Regions from separate parts of the Homo sapiens genome. Here region 2 is linked to region 1. Evidence: read pairs that join two places in POLR2A ChIA-PET (ENCODE). Cell type or tissue: K562. All regions are shown on one strand. Links, peaks and the distances in the headings refer to the core of each region. The heading gives the core; the rest is flanking DNA.

Evidence for each region. Peaks named below come from ENCODE experiments on the same cell type or tissue, not always from the same donor. Only the 100,000 strongest peaks of a DNase experiment are listed, where the experiment ranks them.
Region 2: POLR2A ChIA-PET joins it to region 1 with 5 read pairs; 3 of 35 experiments call an interaction of 5 or more read pairs at or near these places.

The regions. Positions count from the first base shown.
Region 1 is chr3:138,392,667-138,407,707 of GRCh38, forward strand. MRAS (muscle RAS oncogene homolog) reads left to right here. Exons shown (of 6, transcript NM_001085049.3): 3 at 4,658-4,811; 4 at 5,803-5,902; 5 at 7,868-7,947; 6 at 9,504-12,867. The coding sequence ends at 9,603. Among named protein-coding and RNA genes, the nearest start is that of ESYT3, 34 kb to the right of the region's middle. In K562, for the core only: no CTCF peak of the experiment used is centred there; no DNase peak of the experiment used is centred there; H3K27me3 peaks cover 1,727 bases.
Region 2 is chr3:138,190,025-138,205,065 of GRCh38, forward strand. All of the region lies in intron 1 of ARMC8 (armadillo repeat containing 8), which reads left to right. Among named protein-coding and RNA genes, the nearest start is that of ARMC8, 10 kb to the left of the region's middle. In K562, for the core only: no CTCF peak of the experiment used is centred there; DNase peaks (open chromatin) are centred at 7,257 and 9,987.

The DNA.
Region 1 (15,041 bases), core at 4,093-12,092:
TTTGGTTACCATGTGGCTGGCATGTTCTTTTTATCCTTCCATTTTTCATCCTCTCTGTCATTTTGCTTTATATGTGTCTTTGAAAGAAGGCAGGCAAATGGATTTTGTATTTAGTATCTGCTTTTAATAGATGGATTTAATCCATTTGCATTTATTGTGATGAGTCATAGATTTATTTCAGCCATCTTATTTCATGCCTACTTTTTATTATATTTGCTTATTTTTGTTAAGTTTATTTTTGCCTTTTGTTGGATTGGTTTCATTTACTTTGTCCTGTTTTTCCTCTGTTGCTTAGGAAGTTTGAGGTGTTGCTTAGGAAGTTTGAGGTTTTACTTCCGTTCTTCTATTGGTTATGCTATATATGTATGTGTGTGTATACTCGTATTTTTCTATCAGCATCTAGATGTAATCAGGATCATTAGCCTCTTGACAAATGAGGCGAGAACTTTAGTACTTATTTTTTCCTGGCTCCTACCCTCACACATTGGATCATCTTAGATTTTAGTTCTACATTATCATCTATTCTCTTCAAATTATGCAACAACATTTAGTTAAACTTACCTGTTCTTTTAAAAATTTGTAGAGATGGGGTCTCACTGTGTTGCCCAGGCTGGTCTCAAACTCCCGGCCTAAAACTATCCTCCTACCTCAGCCTCTCAAACTGCTGGGATTATAGGCTTGAACTTACTGCACTGGCCTTAAACTTAACTCTTATGTTTTGCTGTTTTCTTCGCTTACCACTGTTTGTAGTATCACTCTTCTTTCTCTTTGATGGTTTTATTTTTTACTTTGTAAGAATTCTTCCAGAAAGCCTGGGTGATATAATTTCTAAGACCTTCAATGTCTGAGATGACTGTTTTTCCTTTCCATAGGGTCCATTTTGATTTTCAACTCCCTATTAATTTTTTTTAATTTGAATGATCATATTTTAAAATATCCTAGATCTCTAGTTTCCATTTAGATAGTATATACCTTCAAAATCTGTAAATATATGAATTACGATATTGCCTTAATGTCTTCTGCTTTTTTCTTTTTTTTTTGAGACAGAGCTTCGCTCTTGTTGCCTAGGCTGGAGTGCAATGGCGTGATCTTGGCTCACTGCAACCTCTGCCTCCTGGGTTCAAGTGACTCTCCTGCCTCAGCCTCCCGAGTAGCTGGGATTACAGGCACCTGCCACCATGCCCAGCTAATTTTTTGTATTTTTAATAGAGATGGGGTTTCACGATGTTGGCCAGGCTGGTCTTCAACTCCTGACCTCAGGTGATCCACCTGCCTTGGCCTTCCAAAGTGCTGGGATTACAGGCATGAGCCACCGCACCCGGGTGTCTTCTGCTTTTCGATTCAGGCCTTTCCACCCACACTTCAACCAAATGCATGCTGTTTCCGTCTGTTTTATTAATTGCAGTTCTGAGTCGAATTTTTTTTTTTTTCTAAGAAAAAAAAAAGCTGCAGTCCCTCCAGTTGAAGGTGCAGTCTTCCTGCTCCCTCCTGGGAAATACTGGGGAAACTGCCCGGTCCTTGGCTGTAGGTCCTGCCTTCTGACCTCTTCATTTCACATCCAGATGAAATAGTTCTAGGATATCAGAGCTGTAAGGACCTGCTGGTCCCGGAGCCCCGCCCCTCATTTCCTACATGAGACTGAGGCCCAGGGAAGGAGCAGAAGTAGCCATGAGCTGCTTTTATGCCCTGGGCACCTCTTGGGTCCTCTTGTCCATCACTGGCCCCTCTGAAGTGCCAAATGGCTCTGGGGGATGTGCAGCAATGAAGGGCTGTGGGGACAGGTGACTTTCTTGGGTACTGTGTAAAGGTGCCTGTCTAAGAAGATGTGGATTCCCAGGCATCGCTGGATAGCTTGTCCTGTGGCTTTCCTTGCCATCTACACACTGGCAACTCCCACATCTGTATCTCTTGCCCCCTCTTCTCTTCTCTATGTCTGACTTAAGTCCCCCAATACCTACTGGAAGTCAAACATGGTGTCTAATAGACTCTGAAGCCTGTGTCAAAAACTGAGTCCCCCAAACCCTGTTTCTCACCCAGACTTCCCCACCTCAGCATCTGGGATCACTATTCCCCTAGACGCTCAGGCCAGAAACAGGCGTCATCCTCAATGCCTCTTTTTCTCACCTCTCTATCCCCACACTTTCCTCCAGAAAGCTCTGCTCCTGTTGACTCTGTCTTAGAAAGTGGCCTTGGTCTGGTCACTTCCCCCAGCACCCACTCCCCGCCCTCGGCTCCACCAGCATGTGTTGCCTGGATTCTTGTGCTAGCCTCCTCACTGGTTCCCTGCTTCCAGTCTTGCTCTGTTTTCCCCAGCAGCCAGAATGAACTTTTCAAGATGTCCTCTAGAGCATGCCTTTCTTTTTCTTTCTTTTTTATTTTTTATTTTTTTTTCAGACGGAGTTTTGCTCTTATCACCCAGGCTGGAGTGCAGTGGCGCTATCTCAGCTCACTGCAACCTCTGCCTCCTGGGTTCAAGTGATTCTCCTGCCTCAGCCTCATGAGTAGCTGGGATTGCAGGCGCTCGACACCATGCCTGGCTAATTTTTGTATTTTTAGTAGAGACGGGGTTTCATTTGGCCAGGCTGGTCTCGAACTCCTGACCTCAGGTGATCCACTTGCCTCGGCCTCCCAAAGCACTGGGATTACATGCATGAGCCACCGCGCCTGGCCAGACTATGCCATTCTTTTGCCCAAACTCTCCAGTGGCCCCAGTCTTGCTTAGAACCAAGTGAAACTTACACAGTGTGGCAGGCCCCACCATCTGCCCCCACCTCCTCTCCATCCTTCACACGCCCTTCACTCCCCTTCTTGCCCTTGCACACCTCCACCTTTGAGCCTTCGAATTTGTTGTGTTCCCTCTGCCTGGAGTGCTCTTCCGCTAGGCCACGTGGCTCCCTCCGGCCCCTCATTTAGTCACTGTTCAAATGTCACCTTCTGATATTGGTCCTCCTTCCCTACCCAAAATGACACCAACTTCTGCCAGTGACCCTCCAGCCGACTATATCATTCTTCACACTGTGTATCTATCTCCACTAAAATAACAGCCATTCATTTGTTGATCTGTCTTGCTTCTAGATGGTGAGTCCCATAAAAGCAAGGATTTGGTCTCATTCGCCTTCTGTCCATAGGGCCTAGAACACTTCCTGCCACCTAGCAGGCACTCAGACATTCCTTAAATGAATGACAAGATTGGACAGACTTCACATTTATTTTTTGATTCAAGTACTGTTCGGGGCTACTTTTTGGCCAGGCCATGAGTAGACAGGTGACTGGCACAGACCTGCCGTTACCCCTGGGAGCTAACAGTCCTGCTGGGGACAACTACATGGCTGGCCAGAAGTGTTCCCGGAAGGGTTGGCATGGGGCTGGGGTTGGTCCTGGGGCTCCAGCTACAGCCAAGTCAGAGTCCGCTCACCAAGGCCAGTGGAGAAGGGGAGGGAAGGGGGAGTTGGAGGAAAGTGTCCTGGACTGCGAGGGTAGCCAGAGCGGGAGAGAAGACCCCAGTGAGGATGGCAAGCTCACAGCAGACCCTCCCACAGGGCTTTTGTGCCAGGCACTGCACTGAGGGCATTACATGTATTAACTGAAAACTACCTTGACCATCCCCATTTTAGGAAATGGTGGCACAGAGAGGGTAGCTTGCCTGGGGTCACACCCAGGCATGAGAAGCCAGACTCCGCCCAGTGGGCTGGCTCCAAAATCTGTAACCACCCGCTCCCCTGCCTCACAGGAGAGGGGAAGGTGGATCTGGTCAGGCAGCAGGGGGACTGGGAAGACGCAGGGGAGGCTAAGCCATGAGCAGGTGCTTGGAGGATGCTGCAGGTTCAGACTTCATGCCCCCAGAGGGCAGAAAGGGGTCAGGCCTGCACTGCTAAAAGGAACCCCCCACCCTGCCTACCGAGCTTGTGGCTGTGAGCAGTGGGATGAGACTTTCCCTCAGCAGGAAGGAGGCTGGAGGAAGGTGGCAGTGAGGGGCGAGAGCACCTGGGCAGGAGTAGTTGGGGGGATGGATGGGTTAGGAGGAAGAGCTTCCAGCCCCAGCCTAGGAGGAAGTGCCCTGGCTGTGAGGGGCCGCTCCTCCCCCAGGGTCTCCTTGGTATCTGTCCCCTTGGGGGCTGAGAAGCCCTTCCTGCCCAGATGGCCTCTTCAGGGCTTCCCCCCAGGCATGTCCACAAATAAGCTCTTCTCCCCTAGGGGGTGCAAGGTAGAGGCACGGTTTTCATTGATAGAGGAGGAAAGGGGAAGCTCAGAGAGTCAGGCAGCCTCCCAAAGAGTCACAGTTTGTAGGCCCTGCAGCAGGGATCCAAGCCCAGGTCTGGCCAGAGGGATTGTGTAGCAGAGTTCATCACTGGCTTCATGAGGCGCGTCTGTAGATCAGAGAATTTAGGCCTAGTAAGCACATGGGGTGAAACTGGAGGAGAAGGGTTTGGTGGGTCCACAGTGAGTCAGAGCCTCACCCTGAAGCGGCTTTAAGGTTGGGGAGCTTCAGCTGGGACCCTTCGAGCAGCCCTAGAGAGAGAGCTTATGCAGCCTCTCACGGGACAGCTCGGACTGGGCCACGGTAGGGACAGCAGCAGCAGCAGTGTTGGAGTCTTGCAGGCTGTGGGGGCTACAGGGTAGGTGAGGACAGCCCCTGAGTGGCCTCATCCCACCCCAGTTCTGGACACAGCTGGGCAGGAGGAATTCAGCGCCATGCGGGAGCAATACATGCGCACGGGGGATGGCTTCCTCATCGTCTACTCCGTCACTGACAAGGCCAGCTTTGAGCACGTGGACCGCTTCCACCAGCTTATCCTGCGCGTCAAAGACAGGTGAGCATCAAAGACAGGTGAGAGTACCGGGAAGAGGCCTGCGCCTGCCTCCTAGGGCGCTCTCTCTCTCTCTCTTTCTCTTTCTCTCTCTCTCACCCCTAATTAAAGGCGTGGATTTTTTTAAGCCTTATGTGGAGTAATTAAATCATTTGAAATCTGGTTTATACTCATTTGGCCTTGTTGATTCTCAAAGAGGCTATGTAATGAAAATAAAAGCACAAACTAATAGGAAAAGAACAAGCTTTGAGCAAATTCCATTAAAGACAGAAAAAAATCTAGCTAACATGTGTTCCAAAGGCAAAGTGTTAATAAGTTTACCAGGTAAAGGGACACACATACATACACATAAAGCTCCCACAGATTAATGTGGGTTTTACTCCGAATACATGAATTGCAAAAGAGAAAACAAAAATGGCTCAAATGTGGGAAAATGTTCAACTTTCTTGCTAATCAAAGAAATATAGGGAAAATAGTAAAGTACCATTTTTCACCTGTCAAATTATAATTTTTTAAAATGGAAATACCCAATGCTGCCAAATACTCAATGCTGCGGTGAGATTGTCGTTTCATTCAGTTTTGGACAAAATTTGGCCCATGTCAATAAGAATCTTTACGGTGGCCATGCCTCTTGATGCCCTCTGCTGGGAGCCATCCTAATTGTGCAGCTGGTTGTGTGGTTGGTACATCTGAGTGACCCAAGAGATGGGAACCAGGTCTGGGGAGCCAGCCCCTGGCCAGCAGCCCCTCAAGTCCTCACCACTGGCCTTGCAATGGACCTGAGGCTTAAAGCCAAGATAGCCAGCAGCCCCCGGGCCCTTTCCCCCAAGCCCTGACCTCTCTCTGGAAAGGAAGAGGGAAGGGACTGCAGTCCAGGCTGACTGGGGAGGTGCTGTGGGCTGGCTGTGCTATGCCTGAGATGTGAATGTGCCACCTTAACCAGGTGTGAGGGGTGGTGGAAACCTCACAGAGCTGCTGTTCCTTTATTTCCCAGGGAGTCATTCCCGATGATCCTCGTGGCCAACAAGGTCGATTTGATGCACTTGAGGAAGATCACCAGGGAGCAAGGAAAAGAAATGGCGACCAAACACAATGTAGGTGTGTGCGTGTGTGTAGAGGGGGTCAGGAGATGTGTAAAAGCTGTAGCCTGGTCACCCCTGCAGTCCTGGTCTTTGGAAATGAAACTACTGTTTATTGAAGGGCTCCCCTTAGTTTAAGTCTTGTTGCTACTGAAATCCTGCAATTCCAGGAATCCAGGTAATGCACATCAGTGTTTCGTCAATGGTAGAGACAGGTCCCCTAGAAAGAAAGTAGAAGGTGTCTGGGACCTGGGGGGATCATACAACTCAGGGACTTCTGAGTGATGGGGTGGGACCACAGGTGGCAGTGGTCTGAGGCCCTGGAACCTGGGCCATTACTGAGCCGGTAGGAGTACAGGATGTGAAGGGGCTCCAGGTAGGTCCCAGCTTGAGCTGCGGTGCCTTCCTGCCTCCCCTCTGGGTGTGTGCAGGGATGCACGTTGTCCTGACTTACAGGGGCCCCATAGGACTCTACTGGCCGCTTATCAGGGGCATCTGCCATGGCCGGATTTGGTGTCCAACCTGGAAGAGGCTCCAAAGCAGACCTCAGCACCCCTTACCAGGGCCAGGAGAAAGTGGAAAGTGTGCCCAGTTCAAACCCTGATTCTCTGCCAGCCGGTGTTGACCTTGAGCAAGTGCGTCATTCTGAGCTCAGTCTCCTGAGCTGCAGAATGGAGATACTTGCTTACCTCAGAGGGTTAATGTGAGGACTAAAAGAGGTCAGGGATAGTGAGACCTGGAAAGCCAAACAGCCCATAATGAAGAGCAGTTTCCATTTAGTGTTATCAGAGGCTCAAATATTTGTCCAATGAATATTTCAAAGGCTTAAGCTCTGCCTTTTGTGCTCTGCGCTTTGTGTGTCTGTTGGCTACAACAGAAGTGTGCACATCCAACCTCACGCGATGATGATGGATGGGAAGATACTGACTGGTTTGTGTTCTGGGCAATGATTTACAATCTACTCCTCTAAAACAACAACTTACTCTGTCGCCCTCCATGCATTTCAAGTGTTGATTATTTTTCTTTCCTTCACTGTGCTTTTCTTTTTCCAGCATATTATAATGAAAGGCATTAATTTTGTAATCAGAAAAACTTATGAAAAATAACAAAGTTATTCAGTCTAATCACACTCAGCTTACTTCCATCTGTCTCATCAAGGGAGGCCTGTGTGTTCCCCACCCTGCTCCCCGCCTTTGGGGAATGAACACTTCCTGCCTTGGTGGGGTCCCTGCTGTAGGAGAAGGTGAGCGCTCAGGAGTGAGTGTGTCCTGACCTCATAGAGCCTTTGTTCTCCTCCCTTTGCCAGCCCGAGGCTTGGTGCAGATCTGGCCCTGGAAACCTGCTCTGTGGGGCCACCACAGTCGTATCTCCCGCTGTCTGCACCCTTTCGACCGGGTGATGATTTCTCACCATTGAACGTGCAGACAAAAACCTTGTGTAAACATGGCTGAGCTCCCAGGCTCATAGATACAGATCAAACAAGAGCTGGGATGAGGTGGGGGCCAGCTCCGACGGGGCCAGGGTCACCTGGGCCCAGAATCCTGGTCATGGCCCAGCCTCTCCTCAGCCTTTTCTACCACGTCCACTCTGGAGGGGCCCAGAAAGAGGGACAGAAGTCATCCCAAGGTGGAGCAACAGACCTCAGAAAGAAAAATGGATAGAATCAGAATGTATTTTTGATAAATGAAACAGTCTTTCATCTTCAAGTATATAAAAAGATCACTTTATTCTATTTTTAGGGAGCTATTAAATATCTCTGTGCCTAGAGAACAAGAGGGAATTGGAAAAGCCATTAGTAACACTTTCCAACCTGAAAGAGTGAAAAGCCCTAAATGATGCTTGAGGCTATTGGGGGCTGGGGCTTCTGTGGGGGGTTTTGAAAGCACCTGGGTTCCTCAGAACCTCTGGGCATTTTTAAGGGTGTAACAGGGCTTTGAGGATCTCTGTGCCACTTTGATCAAGTTGAGCTTTGCCTTCCAGATTCCGTACATAGAAACCAGTGCCAAGGACCCACCTCTCAATGTCGACAAAGCCTTCCATGACCTCGTTAGAGTAATTAGGTGAGCACTGCCCTCTCCCTAGAAGCGGGCCTCCACAGCATGGGTTGGCTCCTGGAGGCAGCTGGGAGCTTGAGGAAGCAGCTCCTGTTCTGAGGCCATGAGGCTGTGGAATTCTGGGCCTATTTTTGGATTTCTTGTCCCTCCTTCCATTTCTTTCTTTTGCTTTTTCCACCTACCTCTGCCCTCCCCGCAGCTGCTAACGGGTTTGTGGGTGATGTCTGCTGCACATGTTAAGTGGAAATGCCTTCCTGTCTGATGCAGTGGCTCAGGCTCCCTGGAAGGCAGCTCCCTCCAGCCTGGCTTCAGTGTTCTCCTCACACCAAAGCTTTCCACACTGTACAAACTAGGTCTCTCTCCTCTTCCCTGCCCTGATATCAGAGCACCCTTTGATATTTCCCCTGAACAACCAATATTCTGATTCCAAGGTTCAAATTTCAGAGGCATTGCACATGTATCTCCTTTCCCAACCCCACCAGCTGTCAATCTCCAAGTATTGTCAGCAATCCTAATGAAAGTTTCTTGTATATTCCTTTGCATGGTCAGGGTCAAGACGTTAATCACCTCATGCACTCATGACTAAAACAGCCTCCTGGCTGCATCCGCTGTCACCAAGCTATCCCATTTCCCAAATCTTTAACATGCACAGCAGCCTAACCAGCGGGTCTCAGACATTGTGCGTTGAGTTTGTGGCCTATATGCTGGCACCTCCAAGGGCTGCTGGTGAGCTGTGAGATCAGCCCCGGGGCTCTAACCCCCACTATACACACATGCCCCCACATGCTCAAAAAGCTCATCTTCTCATTATTCCCCAGCGTAATGAGGAAATATTACATTCTTCACTTTATGTTTTTGCTGGCAGTTTTGCACTCTCAAAATGATTTTCTCATCCAGGCGTAGTGGCTCATTCCTGTAATCCCAGCACTCAGAGGCAAAGGTGGAGGTGGAGGCAAGAGGATTGCTTGAGGCTAGGAGTTCAAGACCAGCCTGGGCAACATAGTGAAATGCCATCTTTACAAAAGAAAGAAAGAAACTATTTGCTCTTGGGCATTTTGCCTCCAATTAGGATGTGCTGCCATCAGGTAGCCTATGGTGATGCCTTGGTTGTGAACCTATAGTGCCAAGGTCAGGTTTTAGACATAGGAAAAGTTAACAGAAAACATGAAATGGCTTTTACGCTCAGTTGACCCATCATTTTATTTAAACTATGAAACACAGGAATAGAGGCCAGCACTCTATAAGACAAAACGTGATGTAGCTTATGATTTATGTAAATGTAGCTACAACATAATGTCAGTCATTCCCATCAGTAGGGCGATTTAGGTTATCCCCTCCCCCATCTCCCCCATTGCATTGCCTCAAGAGAAGCTATCCTGCCAGGCCCTCCTCCAGCGGCCAGGACAGCCACTGGGAGAGGGATGGCATCCCCATCCCCCTCACCCACTAACCCCGCCAGAACAGGCCTCCTCTGACTCAGATCTGGGGCTAGGGAGGAGAGGGGCAGAGGAGAAGCAAAGCCCATTCTGACTTTGTCTTTCTGTCCTTCATTGTTTCAAAAGGCAACAGATTCCGGAAAAAAGCCAGAAGAAGAAGAAGAAAACCAAATGGCGGGGAGACCGGGCCACAGGCACCCACAAACTGCAATGTGTGATCTTGTGACAGGCCTGAGGCCCTGGGCACAGTGACGGTGGCCTGGCCAGCCCTCGGGACCCCTCCCCACCTAACTGCACTGAAACCATTTCTAACCACAACCCTTGGCCCAAGGACTTGGTACAGGAAGGGAGAAGGGCAGGTGGGCAGGGAGCAGACAGGGTCTGGCTTTGCCCAGAGGGCACGGGCTTTCCCACCTCTCAAAGAGACAAGGAAGCCACCTGTAAGCAGAAGCAGCATCCAAGTGCCCCTGGCCCCCCCATGTGTTGATTCAACCCGGTTCCTCCCCCTCTCTCGGTGGGTGTGTTGTTTATTGTAACTACATAGTGTTGGTTTGATGTGGAAGTGTTTATCCACATACAAAGTACAAAACAAGCCATGAACAAGCTTCTTTCCCTTACCCCCCATCCACAATGTCTGAGCTTGGATGTCTTTTATAGATTTTTAAATTATTTTAGTGATTATTATTTTATTAAAGGGGTCTGGGCTCACTGCCTGGTGAAGTTTCAAGTGTTCAGCAGACCTCTCTGGTAACATATCTGGAATATTGTTGTTGTTTTTTAACCGAGTTTTCCCATCAGTGCCAAAACTCAACTCAATCTGAAAGTAGAGTGTCTGAGAGGACAGAAGGTAATGGGAACTGTAGCTGGAGGCCTCAGGCCATGGGTCAAACCTGGGAGGGAAAGAGACCCTACACATGGCCTAGAAATGAGAGAAGAGAGAGGTATTTACCCAGAGGATTTTCCTATGGTTGGGGATGCAAATATTAGAAAACAGATTGTATTTTGCTGAGGGGAGTGGCTGTCATGAGCATGTCAGTTCTAAAAGGGGTTTTCATTATCCTGGAAATGTATAAACTAAAGTAAGCTGATTGGCTTTGCAAACATGTTCATTTGTTTTTCAGACAGTATGGGTTAAGTTCTCTGCCCTCCCCAGGGGTCTGAGGAGGCTCTGGGTTTCTCAGATCTGTCTCTTGCTGCGTTTTCACATCAGCTGTGCTGCTTGGTGCCTCTCTGATACGAATACACTGACACGTCAAAGTAACCTAATGTGGACACCATCCAGAAAACTCCAGTTCATGCTGGATCTTAACCAAAAATGATTCAATACTGTTATCACTAAAACAGCACCAAGACCTGAAGCCATCTTCCCTTGGAGTCAACTGACTACCACCTCTATAAGCCTAGTCAATGAGCAGACCCCTTCCAGTATTTGTAAAAGTAGTACTAGGTTGCCTTTTTGGCAATTTTTATTGACCTGTTGAATCTTGACTATAAAATGATCTGAGAAGTAAGGAAGGCTGGGCTGATGTGTGGCTCTCATATACCTTCTGCAAGGGGGCAGTCTCCCCAGCTCCCTGATGATGCTCACCCCCGCCCCCCCACCTCAGGTGCTGCTGGTGTGAGCCAAAGACTGGAGTTTTTCCAGCTGGGGTGGGAGTGGAGAGACAACAGGAACAACGCTGCACCAAAGAAAAGGTCAGAATAAAAGGCAGCACAGCTGGTGACCTTATTTTCTAGATGTTACAAATCAGGTCACTATGCAAACTAGAATATCCTCAGCAGGTGGCCTGGCCACTCTGGAGAAAGAAACCCAAGGAAAGTGAGCACCCAACTGGATGCCAAGACACCCGGGTTCTGAAAATGTGCTGTGTTCCTACCTCGGCAAGATCACCAGCACTGAGGGGCCCAGCTGGAGAATGATTCTGCTACAAAAGGAGACAGTTGAGACTTTTGCTTGTTGGAAATCAAACTTCTTATTTGTCTAAATTGCCCCTTTTTCTGTTCCTAAAAGGAAGGATAAGAGAGAACATTCCAGGTGAGGCACTTCAAAGTTTCCTTAGACCCTATAGTGTTAAGAGGTATTTTAAACACTAAAAGGACAAAGCTCTTCCCAATCCTTATGCTTCCCTAAGTGGTATCTGCAGCAGTTTGTTGTGTGCAGTTTGATGGCAGCTGCAAACTGGAGGTGAGGCGGAGGAAAGGCAGGTAGGAAGGAGTAAGGATGGAGATGCTCAGAATCAAGAGCATGGCGGAGTAGGAGAAGAAGCCCTGCACACAGGGCAGTGTCCACAGCCAGAAAACTCCTGCTGGGCACCAACCACTACGAGCATACCCCATGCCCACCGTGGAGCTGCAACTCCTCGACAGCACTGAGTTTGATAGTCTCACTGGAAGCAGATCAGCTGATGTAGAACAGAGACCTCGGCCATAAAGGTGAGAAGACATAGGGATTTCAACCACACAGTTGGGACAGAAGGGACAGTGCATCTGTTCATCCATCCTGCACTTGGCCCACGTTGAACTCCATGGTGCCTGAGAGAGACTAGTTAAGGGTTGGTCTTCTGTATCCTCTGCTGTTGAGCCTCTGGTAAGCTTTCATCTCCCATGAACTCATTTCCCCATAAATGAAATGGGTAAATAATGCCCCATTTGTAGAAGTGGGCCCTCATGACTGAGGTAGCTTCCAGATAGGCCAGAGTAGAGTGTAGAGTGTGCCCCGTGACATCCCTCCATCTTCTCCTCCATTATCATCTAGCAGGGTCAGACTGGGAAACCTGGTTGGCCACGCCACACCATGACCGAGGAGCCAACTGGGACTTCTGGCTGTTTGACATCCTCATGTTCCCGTTGGTCTTCCGGAGAATAGTGCTACCCTCACATCCCCTGGAGCACAGCCTTCCTGAAATGCCCTCACCCCATGCCTTTGCCATTGTGTGCTCTCAGATTTCTTCCACTGTTTGACACCCTCCTTAGAGGGCTGCTCTTTTTTTTCCAGAGATAATCCTAGCCATCCTCTCCACTCCCACGGCTGGGGACAATGGCCACTTACTACCTGTGCACTTTGCCACTCGGGACACCTGGATGGTTTCTCTTAGGACTTTGCCCACCTCCTTCTCATGGCACTTGCTGTGGAAAATGCCTGGCTGGCCTCGTGGGGCCTGTCTCACTTTTCCAGGAGACATGACCCACTAACGTGGCAACTTTAACCCAAAGGCCCCTCAGACATGTTACAGCAAATCTGGAGCCACAGACAGGTTCCCTCCATTGGCAGCCCATTGTGTTTGAAATTCCATGTCGGGTTTACTTGGAATGAAAGATACTTGAATTATTGTGCGCCTGTGAGCGCCCAGCTTCTGTTTCATAGTCTTAACAGGTGGCCATTGTCGTGAAACGAGTGATGCCTGAAGATCTCAGTGATGTTTGAACCTTCTGTGTAACTTTTTATTAAGTCTTTGTATCTCTCGACTGATTAATAAAGAAGAGAAACACGTATCTGTCTTAGTTCCTTTTACTCCAGTATTCCTGAAGTTTTGCTGAGAACATTGTGAGTTGTTGGTGTTTTGCCCAGAACATCCACGTCTTACAGAGCATGACCTTGGTGCTAACCAGATCTGAAGTAAGGAGGAGCCCACTGGTGGCCGTGGGGTGTCTCCTTCCTGCATGGAGCTGGAGGATGAAGGCAGGCTAGCACAGCATTTAGAGGCACTACCTCTTGATACTGGGCAGATCTGGATTTTAGCCCTACTACCGACCTTTGTATGCCTTTGGGCAAATGACCTGCCTTAGTCTTGAGCTGCCTTGCCTGTGAATGGGACACTAATGTGCACTTCAAAGTAGCTGGAGGACTAAAGCTAATGTAGGAGTGTGGTGAGGAGCCCAGAAACAGTGCTCTTTGTCCAGGACACCTATTGGATTATCTGCCTGACATTCCTTTTCATAGAAACTGCCCTCTTCCCCCATCCTTAGGGTTACAGTCTTTGGCACAATGTGATTTCATTTTTGTTGATTAAATAGGGCGGGTACTTGACCAAGCTGAATCTCTCAGGCTCCGTTTTCCAGGGAGTACAAGCCAAAACCCTCTCTTGGTAGCTCTTTGGGCAACTCTAGCTGAAACATGTAAGCCTGGGTGCTGGAGGATGCTTCTTATGCCCTCTGGGCTGGAGGCAGAGAAGGCTAGACTGCAGACTGGGGAGAGAGGTGATATGGTGGACCACTCAGGCCTGTCTTCCTGCCCATTCATTCTTTCCACAAATATTTATTGGGCACTACCATATGCTAGGCATTGGTCTGGGTGCTAGGTATATGGTAGTGAACAAGGCAGTGGGTCTTCTAAGTCAGTTCTTTCTCCTCTAGTTCTATATTAGTTTCATTGTGGCTGTTGTAACAAATTACCACAAACTTAGTGGCTTTAAAAGAGAAAAGTATTATCTCACAGTTCTGGAGACCAGAAATCAAAACTCAGTATCACTGCCCTGAAATGAAGGTGCCAGGAGGGCCTTCGCTCCTTACCTCTCCCAGCTTCTGGTAGCTGCTGGCATTCCTTGGCATGTGGCTCCATCACTCCAGTCTTCGAGGCCAGCATCTCCATATCTTTTACTTCTCCATCTTCACATTGCCTTCTCTGTGTGTGTCAAATCTCCCTCACTCTCAGTTGATACTTCTTCCATCACTGAGAAGGTTGAAAACAGCTGAACAGAATTTCCACAGACTCCTTTCACCACCTCTGCCCCCTCCCCAGCATCTGCACCCACCTGCTGTGCCTTCTTAGTTGTTAGTGATGAACCCTCCATGCTCCTGGCTGAAGCCAAGCCCCTTCCTCGAGCACTAGCACATACCAGGCATTACCCTGGCCCCCATCCCTCCTCTGTAACTCCAATTTTCCCCTCTACTGGATCTTTCTCATCTTAAAGAAAAAGAAAACCTTCTTTTGACCCACTTCTTTTGCCAGATACCACTTGATTCTCTGCTCTTTTTTGTCTTTTGTAAGTTTTTTTTTTTTTTTTTTTTTTTTTGAGACGGAGTCTTGCTCTATCGCCCAGGCTGGAGTGTAGTGTGATGATCTCGGCTCATTGCAACCTCCACCTCCCGGGTTCAAGCGATTCTCCTGCCTCAGCCTCCTAAGTAGCTGGGACTACAGGCATGCACCACCACACCCAGCTAATTTTTGTATTTTTAATAAAGAGGTGGGGTTTCACCATGTTGGCCAGACTTGTCTTGAACTCCTGACCTCAAATAATCCACCCACCTCTGCCTCCCAAAGTGCTGGGATTACAGGCGTGAGCCATCGCACCCAGCCCAGCAAGAAAACATCTTAAAAGAGTAATCTATGCTCACTGTCATGCATTCCTCTCATTTCTTTCTCTTTAAACTGCTCCAGGTGAGCTTTCACCTGCCACTCCATCACCACCACCATTCTCAAAGTCACCAATGGCTTCCATTTGGCTAAATTCAAAGGCTGGTTCTCAGTCTTTTCATACTTGAGCTCCCTTCAGCAGTAACACAGTTGAACACTCCCTCATGAGACTTCCATTGGCTTCTAGGATGCTGTCATCTTTTAGTTTTTCTCCTTCACTGGTCACTTCCTTCTTAGTCCTTGTCTTCCACCTAATCTGTTAACTTTGGAGCACCCCAGAGCTTAGTCCTTGGTCCTCTTCTCTACCTACA
Region 2 (15,041 bases), core at 2,343-10,342, 200 kb before region 1:
TCTTATATCTTTCTCTTCCCATGACCACCCTCATTCAGGACTTTGTTGTTTTGTGCCTGCACTACCACAGCGTCCTTTTAATTATTTTTACTGTCTTTAATGTCTTACACTCTCAGTGCAAGTCCATGTCTACTTAAATTTTCCTAAAGAACTCTTCCTACAGCCGCTCCTCGGTTTCTTTTCTTGATTGAATTTGTTTTGCCCAAAGGCCCAAGTTTATATTCAGCTTCAGAGTTGAGATTCTTTATTTTCTTATCTTTTTTTTTTTTTTTTTTTTTTGAGATGGAGTTTTGCTCTTGTTGCCCAGACTGGAGTGCAGTGGCGCAATCTCGACTCACTGCAACCACCGCCTCCGGGGTTCAAGCGATTCTCCTGCCTCAGTCTCCTGAGTAGCTGGGATTACAGGCATCCACTACCATGCCTGGCTAATTTTTTTGTATTTTTAGTAGAGACAGAGTCTCACCATGTTGGCCAGGCTGGTCTCAAACTCCTGACCTCAAGTGATCCACCCACCTTGGCCTCCCAAAGTGCTGGGATTACAGGTGTGAGCCACTGCACCCGGCCGAGATTCTTTATCTTCTACATGAACCTGCTATCCTGTATAAACCGGCTTTCTCAGGTTAGAGTGATACAGAATTCTTCCAAACTCCAGTAAATCTTATTCTTCTTACTCATTTGTACATATGAATTTTAACTTTGTATATATATATTCTGTACATCTACTTTGAGCTTCTGCCATTTGCTAGGCAAGCATGGTGTTGAGTTTGGGAATACAGCCGTAAGCTACACAGACCTCTGTCCTTTTGGAAATGTTAGCCTAGTGGGAAAAATAGATATCAAATAATCACACAGTTTGTGAATGGTGATTAGTATTATGAATGAAGTATATAGGGTGCTGTTCAAAACATGTCATAGAGGAAACTGATCTAATATGGAGGGCAATAGGAAGAACTAGGGAAGGTTTCCCTGAAGAAGTGATGCTGAGCTGAAAGTTCAAGGATAAGTAAGAACTAACTAGAAAAAGTGACAGAAGAAGAGCATACAAGGCAAAGGGAACTGCTTTTGCAGAGGTCTTTAATAATACTCTATCTTGTCGTATTAGAGAGTAAATTAATTCAGAAGTAACACTTTGTCTTGCAAATCCTAGGTACTCAGTAAATGTTTGATTGAACTATCTATTTTGGAGGGTTGGACAAACTCTCCAGCCCTGTTTCTAGACTGCACTATGACCACCCCATCCCTCTTTGGTTTGCATTTAACATTACAACATCACCCTTTTCAACAAATTCATAAATTTCTGCAATGTTTTCTATACTTTTGAATTATGTTGATTGCATTTTTAAAAACATTTATTTTGAAATAATTATAGATTCACAGGAAGTTGCAAAGATAGTACAGACAGGTCCCTGTGTACACTTCACCCAGTTTCCCTCATAGGTTACATCTTATATAGTTACATTATAGTATCAAAACAAGGAAATTGATCTTGGTATAAGTATGTATCTGTTTCTGTATCATTTTATCACATGTTTATTTGTGTTACCATTACCACCACTGTCAAGATACAGAACTATTCCGTCACCGCAAAGATCTCCCTCATATTCCCTCTTTATAGTCCCACCTACCCAGCCTCTCCCCGCAACAGGTATCCCTAACCCCTGGCAACCATAATCTGTTCTCCATCTCTATAATGTTGTCATTTTCTATAATGTCATATGAATGGAATCATACAGTATGTGACTTTTTGAGGTTGTTTTTTGTCACTCAGTATAATGCTTTTGAGATCTATCCATATTGTTGTATGTAGCAGTAGTTCCTTTTTATTGTTAAGTAGTATTTCATGGTGTGGATGTACCACAGCTCGTTTAACCATTTACCTGTTGGGCGTTTTGGTTGCTTCTAGTTTTTGGCTATTATAACGTAGTATGAACAATCATGTACAGGTTTGTAAGGACATAACTTTTCATATCTCTGAGCTAAATGCCCAGGAGTGCAATTGCAGGATCAGATGGTAAATGCATGTTTAATTTTAAAATAAACTGACAAACTTTTCCAGAGTGGCTGTACTATTTTACATTTCTACCAGTAATATATGAGACATTGTTTCTCTGTATCCTCACTGCCATTTGATACTGTTATTATTTTTATTTTAGCTGTTTTAGTAGATGTGTAGTAATATCTCATCATGGTCTTAATTTGCATTTCCCTAATGATTAATAATGTTGAGAATATTTTTATTATTTATTTATCCTTTTTTTTTTTTTTTTTTTTGAGACGGAGTCTCCCTCTGTTGCCCAGGCAGGAGTGCAGTGGTGTGATCTCAGCTCACTGCAAGCTCCGCCTCCTGGGTTCACACCATTCTCCTGCTTCAGCCTCCTCAGTAGCTGGGACTACAGGTGCCCGCCACCACACCTGGCTAATTTTTTATATTTTTAGTAGAGACGGAGTTTCACTGTGTTAGCCAGGATAGTCTCAATCTCCTGACCTCATGATTCACCCTTCTCGGCCTCCCAGAGTGCTGGGATTACAGGCTTATTTATCCTTTTGAGACAGTCTTGCACTGTCACCTAGGCTGGAGTGCTATGGCGTGATCTCAGTTCACTGCAACCTCTGTCTCCTGGGCTCAAGCAATCCTTCTGCCTCAGCCTTCCAAGTAGCTGGGACTACAGGTGTGTGCCACCATGCCTGGCCATGTAGACGGGGTTTCACCATGTTTCTCAGGCTGGTCTGGAACTCCTAAGTGTAAGCCATACTCCCAGCTCAGCCTTTCAAAGTGTTGGGATTACAGGTGTGAGCCACTGCACCTGGCCTGAAAATCTTCGCTTATTTGCCATCCATGTTTTCTCTTTGGTGAAATATTTCTTCATGTCCTTTTGCCCACTTTCTAATTGGAGTGTTTGCTTCTTTACTGTGGTGTTTTAAAAGCTCTTTATAGGTTTTATTTTTATTTTATTTTATTTTTGATATGTGTTTCGCTCTTGTTGGCAAGGCTGGAGTGCAATGGCCTGGTCTCAACTTACTGCAGCCTCTGCCTCCCAGGTTCAAGCGATTCTCCTCTCTCAGCCTCCCAGGTAGCTGGGATTACAGATGCCCACCACCATGCCTGGCTAATTTTTGTATTTTTAGTAGAGATGGGGTTTCACCATGTTAGTCAGACTGGTCTCAAACTCCTGACCTCAGGCAGTCTGCCCATCTTGGCCTCCCAAAGTGCTGGGATTACAGGTGTGAGCCACCGCGCCGGCTTATCTTATTTTTTGAGAGAGTTTTGCTCTGTCATCCGGGCTGGAGTGCAGTGGTGTGATCTCAGCTCACTGCAACCTCTGCCTCCCAGGCTCAAGAGATTCTCGGGCCTCTGCCTCCCAAGTAGCTCAGATTACAGGCGTGTGCCACCGCGCCCAGCTAATTTTTTGTGTGTATTTTTAGTAAAGATGGGGTTTCGCCATGTTGGCCAGGCTGGTCTCAATCTCCTGGCCTCAGGTGATCTGCCCACCTTGGCCTCCCCAAGTGTTGAGATCATAGGCGTGAGCCACCGTGCCCAGCCAAAAGCTCTTTATATGTTTTAAATCTGAACCCTTTGTAAGATAGGTATTTGCAAATATTTTCTCCTAATCTGTAACTTGCCTTTTCATCCTCTTAACCACAATTTAAGATGAACCTTGATCTCATACCTTATACAAAAAGTAACTCAAAATGGATCATAGATTTTATCATAAAATAAAACTTTTAGAATAAAACAGGAGAAAATCTGCAGAACCTTAGGTTTGGTGAATAACTTTTAGACATAACACCAAATGCATTACTTATTAAAAAATTGATAAATTGGACTTTACCAAAATGAAAACTTACGCTCTGTGAAAGACCCTGTTAAAAGGATGGTTGCATTTAATTTTGGTCACTTTGTAATGGTAGAGAGGTAAGGTAACAAATTGTCTTTGAATCACTTTGTAGGCTATTATAAACAGCTGGGCACTTGTTGATTTTTAATTGTCTTCTTTACAGTCCTTTCCCAGTGGCATTACGTCTTTTTTTTTTTTTTGAGACGGCGTCTCGCTCTGTCTCCCAGGCTGGAGTGCAGTGGCGCGACCTCAGCTCACTGCAACCTCCGCCTCCTGGGTTCATGCCATTCTCCTGCCTCAGCCTCCCGAGTAGCTGGGACTACAGGCACCCACTGCCACGCCCGGCTAATTTTTTGTATTTTTTAGTAGAGACAGGGTTTCACTGTGTTAGCCAGTATGGTCTCGATCTCCTGACCTCGTGATCCGCCCGCCGCGGCCTCCCAAAATGCTGGGATTACAGGCGTAAGCCACTGCGCCCAGCTTTTTTTTTTTTTTTTTTGAGACGGAGTCTCTGTCGCCCAGGCTGGAGTGCAGTGGCGCGATCTCGGGTCACTGCAACCTCCGCCTCCCAGGTTCACACCATTCTCCTGCCTCAGCCTCCCGAGTAGCTGGGACTACAGGCACCTGCCACCACACCCAGCTAATTTTTTTGTATTTTTAGTAGAGAAGGGGTTTCACTGTGTTAGCCAGGATGGTCTCGATCTCCTGACCTCGTGATCTGCCCACCTTGGCCTCCCAAAGTGCTGGGATTACAGGCGTGAGCCACCGTGCCCAGCTGTCATTATTTTTTTTTTTTTGAAAAATAGCTGTTAGAACTGTATAGGGTATTCCAAATCTGGATATTCCTTCATTTTGTTCTGTTCTCTACAGTTATAAGCATATTGTTGGCCTTGCCTATAGCTACTTAATGATTTATTCTCTTACATCCATAACTGGCAATAATTAGGAAAAAAAATTGCTGTGAAGTCGAACCCACTATCCTGTAAACATAAATTTGGCCTCCCTAGGTTTTTAGTAATAAATGCAAAATAAAATCTGTACAGCACATTTTAAAGTTTGCCATTAGTTTACAAAGCACTAATAAGTACAGGGTATGTCAGTAGGTGGTCCTAAAATAAATTCATCAGTAAATCGCCAGGTGCAGTGGCTCACACCTGTAATCCTAGCATTTTGGGAGGCTTGGGCAGGTGGATCACCTGAGATCAGGAGTTCGAGATCAGCCTGACCAACATGGTGAAACCCCGTCTCTACTAAAAAATACAAAAAAATTAGCCAGGCATGGTTGCAGGCGCCTGTAGTCCCAGCTACTCGGGAGGCTGAGGCAGGAGAATGGCGTGAACCCGGGAAGTGGAGCTTGCAGTGAGCCGAGATTGCGCCACTGCAGTCCGCAGTCCGGCCTGGGCGACAGAGCGAGACTCCGTCTCAAAAAAAAAAAAAAAAAGAAACTATCTCAAAAAAATAAAAATAAATTCATCAATGAATCAATGTGAACTTTCTAATCTTTAATGGCAGTGTGTGAAAAATGAGAGGTGCTCATTGTATGTTTCTGGACATCTTGCTGTGTATTTAAGGAAAGACTAAGATAGTGCATGTTCAGGAAGTCTTTTAAACTCTGCAAAGAATCAGAAACACATTTATGTAGGGTCTTCAGATTTTACTTTTGAGACCTAGCCTTCTTATCACCTCCTATTTTCGCTAAATTTTAAAATACTTACTGTCAGCAGACAGGAATGTCAGTGATTCTGACTTGTATGTTTTTCAATTCTGATTTGGCATTTGTTTTGCAGTACCATCTGTCCTGTTGGCTTCTGGGTAAAGAGACGGTATTACATGAAAAAAAACAAAGCTCCTATTATCCTCTAGAAATTGGAGAGCAGCTGCCTTCACTGAACAGTAGTGCTATGATCCCTGGGACTGTTGAGATAGAAATTAAAGGTATTGCAAATAAGAGCAGTTTTACAGAAATAGCCCCCTGCCCCACCACTTGTCATTTTGTTGAAAAAAAAAAAAAAAACTGTTTTGACCACATTCCCTAATTTCAGAGGAATGAAGAGTTACATTTTCTAGCATATTCATAATGTAGGTATTAGAGGAAGGAGGAATGATGAAACAGTGTAAGGCTTTATATTAAAAATAAAAAGTTGTGGTCCAATGGGGAGTTTTCAACCTATAAGATCTATTAATATTGGGAGGTCTTTACCACCTGGAAAGTAATTATCGAACACATGCTTCTTTTGCCTTAGGGGTGTTTTTAAGAATTTCTTAGGCTTTCAGAAAGCTAATGGTGATTGATGGGATAAGGGAGACTAAGGAAAAGGAAAGAGTCATGATGATCATTATGATAAAGCATGATTCACAGGATTTATGCCTTTTTGGCCAGGTGGTATCATCTTCTGAGACGGTGAGAATTAGGAGAGGAATTTGTTAGGGGAGTAAGTAGGAAAATGAGTTTCATTTTGGACATGCCAAATTTGTAGTCAGTTGGAAAAAAAGGTTGAGTACCTAAATCTGGGGTCATGATCATTATTTTGGCATCATCAGTGTATTGATCTCTGGTTCTTAGCTGTTTAAGGATGAGAATCTCAATACCTGCTTTCCCAGGAGAACATGCATATGCCTAAATAGTTGCATAATTTCTAGAGATTGCTGGATTCCCTGAAACCCAGAAGTCACTCCAGAATTAACTTCTTCACCTGTCCCAGTGTGAGTCAAGAAAATGTAGCAAAAGCCAGGCACGGTGATTCACGCCTGTAATCCCAGCACTTTGGGAGACTGAGGCAGGTGGATCATCTGAGGTCAGGAGTCTGAGACCAGCCTAACATGGTGAAACCCCGTTTCTACTAAAAATAAAAAAAAATTAGCCAGGTGTGGTGGCGCACACCTGTAATCCCAGCTACTTGGGAGGCTGAGGCAGGAGAATTGCTTGAACCCGGGAGGCAGAGGTTGCAGTGAGCTGAGATCGCACCCTTGCACTCCAGCTTGGGCAACAAGAGTGAAACTCCGTCTCAAAAAAAATTTTTTTTTAAGTCATTTAAAATCATTTTGGAATGGTAAAGATTGTAGCAATAAGGTATTAAAACTCATGTGAGCTATTATGTGTGGGAATTGTTTCTGAAGAGCTACAATTTTTTACCCAGAGTATGCCAGTAATCTCCTAGAAGGTGTACTTTGTTCACAGAAAGGGCATTGTGTAGCAGGCCTGGGATGCAAAGCTAGGTTATCTGGAGATCCAAACAAACTACAAAGTAAGGTGATTGTGGGTCTGGACACAGGCAAAGTGGAATAGACAGATTCGAAGTGGCCTGCGATATTGCCGTGATTGTCACAGGCCACAATGTGGGTGACAGGTCAGGTCTGACAGATCTTGAGTGGTACTGTAATAGGAAAGTGAATGCACCAGCTGCTGCAAATGATGGGCTGAGTCTGAGGCAAGCACCATGGATAGCTCCAAGGCAGGGCTATTACTGCCTGTAAGAATCTGAAGCAAATAAAGCCCTTTTTTATCAGGAAGGCGCCTGGCCTGTCTGAACAATACTACTTCGAAGGTGTGCCATGAAAGATGGTACCCAGGATCTCTAAGTAATTACATGACAGCAATTTTGAATAATAATTTCAACTATTCTTATGGGCCAGGACAACACCTCACCCATATCTGAATAGCCTCACTTTGTTATGTGAGGATTGAGAAGTTGGCATTTAAATACATCCTAGTGGACTTCTTGGGTCATCTTATCACCTTGGGAGGCATATAAATGAACCTCAACCAATCCAGAGGATATCTCAGTCTTTGTGAAACTCCTGATCATTTTTGTAACCTTGCATGTGCTTTCCAGAGATAGTTCTTGCTCCCTTGGACTTTCAGATTATGCTGTCTCACACAGTGGGTTCTTATCTCATTTGCTCTATCCAGAGGTATCTTTTATTGACCCTCCGTTTAAGCATTCTCATCTACAGTGAAGAGTAAATGAATTGAATTTAATAGTGAGAAGAAACCTTAAAGATCTTCTAGAGCCAGATAGCTCTTTATGATTTATACCATATTTTAAAAGGGAAAACATCATAGTACTTGATTAGAAGCATGAATGCTAAATTACTTTCAGTCTTGTGACCACCAAGCATTTTATGGCAATATTTAATAGTTTACAAGGGCAATAAGAATGCATTATCACATTAAAAACTCACTACAGAGCCAGATGTGGTGCCGTACACCTGTAGTCCCAGCTCCTCAGGAGGCTGAGGCTGGTGGATCACTTGAGTCTGTGAGTTTGAGATTTGAGACCAGCCTACACAGCATAGCAAAACCCTGTCTCTTGGGGGCAAAAGCCAAACAAACAAAAAAAAAACTCCAGAAAAAGTAAAGGCTGCTCTTCATATCCCTTTTAATCTAACTGTGCCCTGGCTTTTCTTTTATGAAAAAAGAAACTCCCTCTTTGTTTGAGTATAAAATCATGGAATCTTTTCTTGGAAGAAACCTGCAGATAATCTTTAGTTCATTCTTGTCATTTTTTATTGAGGAAAACTGAAAACCGGAGAGGCTGGCTTGCCCACTGTAATATAAAATATCAGAGTCAGATCTCCAGACTCCCACTTTTTAAAAACAAAATTGTGTGTATAGCCTTATATTGTATATTCTTTATTATTATTATTATTATTATTATTATTATTTTTTGAGACAGATTCTCACTCTTCTCACCCAGGCTAGAGTGCAGTGGCACCGTCTCGGCTCACTGCAACCTCCGCCTCCCGGGTTCAAGTGATTCTCCTGCCTCAGCCTCCTAAGTAGCTGGGACTGCAGGTGCGTGCCACCACACCCAGCTAATTTTTTGTATTTTTAGTAGAGCCGAGGTTTCACTGTGTTAGCCAGGATGGTCTGTATCTCCTGACCTTGTGATTCCCCTGCTTCGGCCTCCCAAAGTGCTGGGATTACAGGCATGAGCCACTGCGCCCGGCCATATAGCCTTATATTTTAGAGTTTTTTTTTCAAATTTGATAAGCACTGATTAATTTACTATTTATTTTTGATAACGTGAAGTCTGGTTTTTGGTCTTTGCTGAGAAGTCAGGCTTACCTCTTATGCTATACAAGTATATTAAATTTAAAAATTATATATTTTAGTGTTTTTATGATTGTGTTTGTGAAATTAAAGTAGATTCCATGCTAGGAATCTCAGTTTCCTTAGTATGTTACATTCTACACTGTTGAGGCCCAGATGCATTGTGAAGTAACATTTTAGAAACTTTCCGAAGTTACTAGAGGCTACAGTACAGAGCTTTGATTAATCTTGGGAGGGAGGATGCAGTGAAACTTGACGTACCAAAAAGTGAATAAGGATAAAATTGGTTGCAAAAATAGTACACAAGGGGTATAAAAGGAATTGAATGTTTTAAATCTCATCAAGTCCTAATGGGGCTAGAAGTTTACCAGAATACAAAGAGCAAAACAAAATAAAACCAAAAAAGCCTACATCAAAATCTTGGGTTTTGGATAGTATTTGGGAATTTTCTTCTGATTTTTTTCTCCTTTTGGAGAAAATTGGAATGTAGGAATTTTGGAATACCTAAGAAGGACATGATAGCTGTCTCCAAGTAAAAGGTCTGTCTTTGTGGATAGTGTTATCCTTTTTTGTTCCAAGTAGAGGCAGATTTTTTTCCCTCAAAATTAGGAAAGAATTGCCTAACAATTAGTTTTGTCTAATAGTGAAATTAACTCTGGCAGTGAAATAGTACACATCACCAGAACTCTTCAGGCAGCAGTTAGGCAGTTGTATTTAATATTGTTTGTCTTTCATGATTTCATGAGAACACAACCAGAACGAAGGGGAAGACGTGATTTGAAATTAAAGCACAATTTAGTAAAATGCTGCTTTTAAAGTATTGGTGTCTGATATTCTGTATTGTGGTAGTCCTAATCTCTGTAGGGACAAGTACAAATACATTGTCACTGGGCTTTAAAATGAATAATTGAGAATTTGTGATTGATCTGAGCAGTGTACTTGGTGGCATTTTAGTAAATTGTCACAGTGACAAAAGGAAGTATTTTTTGAACTGAGGGTTTTGGAGGTATCAGAAAATCAAATTTTGGTTTCACATTGTTTTAGGGATAGAAGGAGGTTCTGGGGCTCCCAGTTGACCGGAAGGTTGAGTTGTTTCAGTTTGTGGTTTCCCAACCCTATCAGACTCACACACTCTGCTTATAATAGATATTTTGTGGCACTTTTTTGGCTATCTTGAAGTGGCATTCATAGATAAGTTAACTGTCCTCACATGTAACTTTTAAAAAGTTGATATAATGCTCCAGCTGTAATAAAGGAGAAAGGCATGAAGCTAATTTATAACATCATTTAAACCCGTAAATACTCAGGTCCTGCTATACCAGAAGTAATTAAGTAACGGTATGTTTGTAAATATACATAGTTTTGTTGTGAATGTGACAGTTACACTGCAGACTGATATATGTTGTAATGTTTTTATGTGACTTTCTGAAATGAATGACTTTTGGTAAAGTTCCTACCAGGACAAAATACCACCTTTTCTTTATTCACATGAGTTACATTCTTGGAAAATCGATTGTACATTAAAATGGTACAAAACATATTTTGTGTTTCTATGTAAAATGGAATTATACTCTAGGTTTTTTGCCTACATGACTGGAGAGTGGAAAGTTGGGGGATGTGTGCCTATTATCCCAGGACATCTAGCATCTTTAGTCCTTGCCCACTAGATATCAGTAGCATTTGCTGTCATTGTGACAGCCAAAATCATGTTTCAGACTTAAAAAATGGATCCTGATTAGAACTGCTGAGAGCATGGGGCTTTCTGAGTGATGTGTGTGTCTTAGCATACACCCTTCCCTTTTCTCACCTCCACTTCCATCTCCCCTCCAGTGTGTGACAGTGTATAGTATAAGCACTTGGAAACAAAATATGCTATTAAACATTTTTTCCATGCTGGGTCTAGCCCTTAATATAATGATATCACTTATTTATTATGTTTATTGCTTTTTCTCTTTCTCCCTTTGTTGAAATGTACACACCCTTCAGTGGGCTTTTTTTTTTTTTTTTTTTTTTTTTTGAAATGGAGTCTCCCTCTGTTACCCAGGCTGAAGTGCAGTGGCGTGATCTTGGCTCATTGTAGCCTCTGCTTCCTGGGTTCAAACGATTCTCCTGCCTCAGCTTCCCCAGTAGCTGGGATTATAGATGCATGCCACCATGCCCGACTAATTTTGTATTTTTAGTAGAGACTGGGTTTCACCGTCTTGGCCAGGCTGGTCTTGAACTCCTGACCTCAGGTGATCCACCCACCTTGGCCTCCCAAAGTGCTGGGATTACAGGCGTGAGCTATGCCTGGCCTATTTTTTTTTTTAATGTTAGTTGCCTAGAATAGTGTCTGCATAGCTGTTTAAATATTTTCTTGACCAACTCAGTTAAAAAATACACTTCAGCATTGTTTTGTGTTCTCAACTGTATACTATATCATCGTAATACTAAATTACATTTTCTTTCTCAAACACTTTTTTGCTTTAGAGCTCTTGCATATGTTGTGCTCTCTACCTAGAGTCCTTGTCTTCTTCCCCTCCCTTTTTTTTTTTTTTTTTTTTTTTTTTTTTTTTTTTTTTTTTCCTGAGACAGAGTCTTGCTCTGTCTCCAGGCTGGAGTGCAGTGGTGCACTCTTGGCTCACAGCAACCTCCACCTCCCGGGTTCAAGCGATTCTCGTGCCTCAGCCGCCCAAGTAGGTAGCATTACAGGCACACGCCACCACACCCGGCTAATTTTTGTATTTTAGTAGAGACGGTGTTTCACCATGTTGGTCAGGTTGGTCTTGAACTCCTGACCTCACTCTCTGCCCGCCTCGGTCTCCCAAAGTGCTGGGATTACAGGCGTGGGCCACTGCGCCCGACCTTACCCTTCCCTTTTTCACCTGGCAGATTAATATTAATCTTTCAGATTACTCATCCTTACTTAGAGATTATTTTCCATCTTGTCCCTAACTTCAATGATATCTTCAATTTTCTTTTTACGTTGTGTTCACTTTTATGATTACACTAAATCACTTTAATATGGTTACACTTGTAACTTGCTTGTTTACATGGTGTTTCCTTTCTGTGCTATGAAACCCTGAGGGTAAGGAACTCTGTTTACATCCAGAACCTGGCATAATTCCTGGTAAATTAATGATACAATTTGAATTTCATTTAAAATCGAACTTTTGTAGAGTTCAAACTTCCTATTTTTGTGTTTGTTTCTTTCATCTCTCCCCAAACCAGGATTTTCTCTCACAATGCTGAATTATGAACAGTTTTATCTTGAAGTTCCTACTAGTTTGTGGACTAATTGACATGTTAAATTTTGATTAGCAACCACTGGTTTAAACATTCATTTCGTCTGGGGTCAGAATACCTCATTGGGAATTGTAATGCTATTTTAATTTCTAAAGAGCAAATGAATTAAATGAATAAGTAGATATGAAAATGAACTAGAACATACTAAACAAGTATATTTGGTTTTTGCTGAGTATTTAGCTTAGTTTGAGAGTAAGCTGCTATTAGTTGAGGATGGGTATTTTTGAATAATTTAACTTTAACCATGAATGTGAATAACTGAGGACTATTAGTACCCTTGTCAAAGCAAATTACCCTCTTTGCACAGAAATAGAATTACTCTGAAAATCGGTATTTCAGGATACTTTTACAGTTTACAAGGGATTTTCTGTGTGATTTGAGGCACAGCCTGAGACGTGATAACATCACCATTTTATTATTAAAGAAACAGTCTCAAATTTTACCTTTTTCCAAAGTTGCATAGCTAGTAAGTGGTAAAACTAAAATTCATACCTAAGTCTTCAAATGCCAAATTATTTGTTCTTTCTGCTACATGATATCTGAGTATGTTAGAAATAAAGAACACTATATTTTGATAAAATATACACAGAGCAAGACTTTATTGAAATAAGTTTGGTATTTTCCTATTAGCCTTCAAATTTTTATTCTTCATTGTCTAATAAACTAATGGTTTTACCCTAAAACTTGAGTTGAACACTTATTTTTCCCATTTTTTGAGTTAAATCCTATTCATGACAAGCCTGGAGTTTAAACCCTACCTGAATAAATTTTTTTCAAAAGGCAATGGTTTAAATTCACCATAGTCATGGGTAGTTTATTCAATCAAAGGGACAATCAGAGCCTGTTGTAGTTTGCCTTTTTAGGACATCTCACTAGTTTCCTGAGCTATCTGTAAGTTTTTCTGCTTTTCTTTTGCACTATTAAAGACAAACAAAAGGTGGGATTGATTACTCAGCTTAATTTGTCTCCAACAATCTTATTTTATGCATATTATTCTGTGACAGTTATTAATGATGCCCTCTTTCACTCTTAAAATTATCCTGATTTGGATGATAAATTCAAAGGCCTATAAGTTACCTATTGCTGTGTAACAAATTTCCCCAAAACTTAGCTGCTTAAATCATTTATTATCTCAGTTTCTGTAGGTTAGTAATACAAATGTGGCCTAGTTGGTGCCTCTGGCCCAAGATCTCTTATGTGGTTGCAGTGAGGGTGTCAGCAGGAGTCACAGTGTCATCTGAAGGCTCAGTTCAGGGAGAATTCAGTTCTAAGCTCACTCATGTGGTTGTTGGCAGGTTTTAGTTCCATGCCATGTGGGCCTCTCCACGGGGCAGCTCCACAGCCTGACAACTAGTTTCTGTTAGAGAAAAAGGGAGGGGGCAGGGAGAACTTGGAAGTTTCTGAAATGGCATCTTATTACCTCTGCTGCATTCCATTTGCTAGAACCTACTTACTTGATCCAGTCCTCACTCAAGGTGAGGGATTGCACGAGGGCGTGAATATCAGGAGGTGGGGATCATTGGGGCCTATCACAGATAGTCACCTTAATAAAAGGAAAACTGCTTCCACATAATACTTTTCCACAATGGAATACAACTCATTACCTGTTGCTGTTTTTGTTTTCCTGAATAAATTTACTTCAGACTTCTCCCCAGCTCTCTTATTCATGGCTGCTTCTGTGCATTTAATTGTAGCTGGAGAAAAACAGCCATGCTGATGGGTTTCCTGTCAAATTTATAATCACAAGCCTCAGTAAGCCCCTTATTGCTCTCTGGCAGTCCTGGTCCATTTTCCTGGCCCATTCAGTGTCTTATTCCTTCTCCTCTTTCTTCAAACCACTCACATTTCTTCCTCTATTTTTACTTTCCAAAAATAGAAGTAATCTGAAGAGAACTTTCACAAGCTCTCACCACCATATCCACCCAGGCTGGAGTGCAGTGGCTTGGATCTTGTGGAGTGATCTTGGCTCATTGCAACCTCCGCCTCTGTGGATCAAGCGATTCTTGTGCCTCAGCCTCCTGAATAGCTGGGATTACAGTCACCCGCCACTACACCTGGCTATAATTCCCTCTTGTTATTGTACTTACACATGCTCTACTTGACTAGTAAATCCCATTCTCCCTCAGTTATTCATGAACGTTGTTACAGTTCTCTCCCTTCTCATGCAGCATCAAATTGTCTTCTCTATTAAAACATTTCCGTCAATGAATAAGCATGCTCCAATTTATTCTGTCTTAAAAAATAGACTCTCTCCTGAGTCTACTTCTCCCTCTAGCTACTATATTTCTTTACTCCCCTTTACAGTGAAAAGCCTTCTTTCAAGGTTCTTGTTCTTCTGGTTCTTCTTTTCCCATTCTCTCTTAAACTCTCTCCAAGCAGGCTTTGGCCCCACTGTACTGCTGTTGTCAAGATCAGTGAACACCTCCATGTTCCTAAATCCAAAGGTTAGATCTTAATTATCATCTTAGCTACACATCACTAGGATTTGACATAGTTGATTAGTCCCCTTTTGAAATAGCCCCTTGATTTGACATCCTGGATTTCTTCACTCTACACTGGCTGCTTGTTTGACTACTCCAGAGCAGAGTCTTCCAGTCTTGCGGTATCCAGGATCACTCCCTTAGTTAATTAATTTCATTATATGCTGACAACATCTGATTTACACGTCTAGCCCACAACTTTTTCCTAAACTCTAGGCTTACATATCCACTGCCAACTTGACATCCTCACTTGGATGTCTAATATGATTCTCAATCCTAACATGTCCACAACTGAATTTTTGATCTTCCCAGTCAAATTCAGACCTCCTACAGTCTTCCTCATCTCATTAACTAGCAACTCAGTCTCTTTTCTTTTCTTTTCTTTTT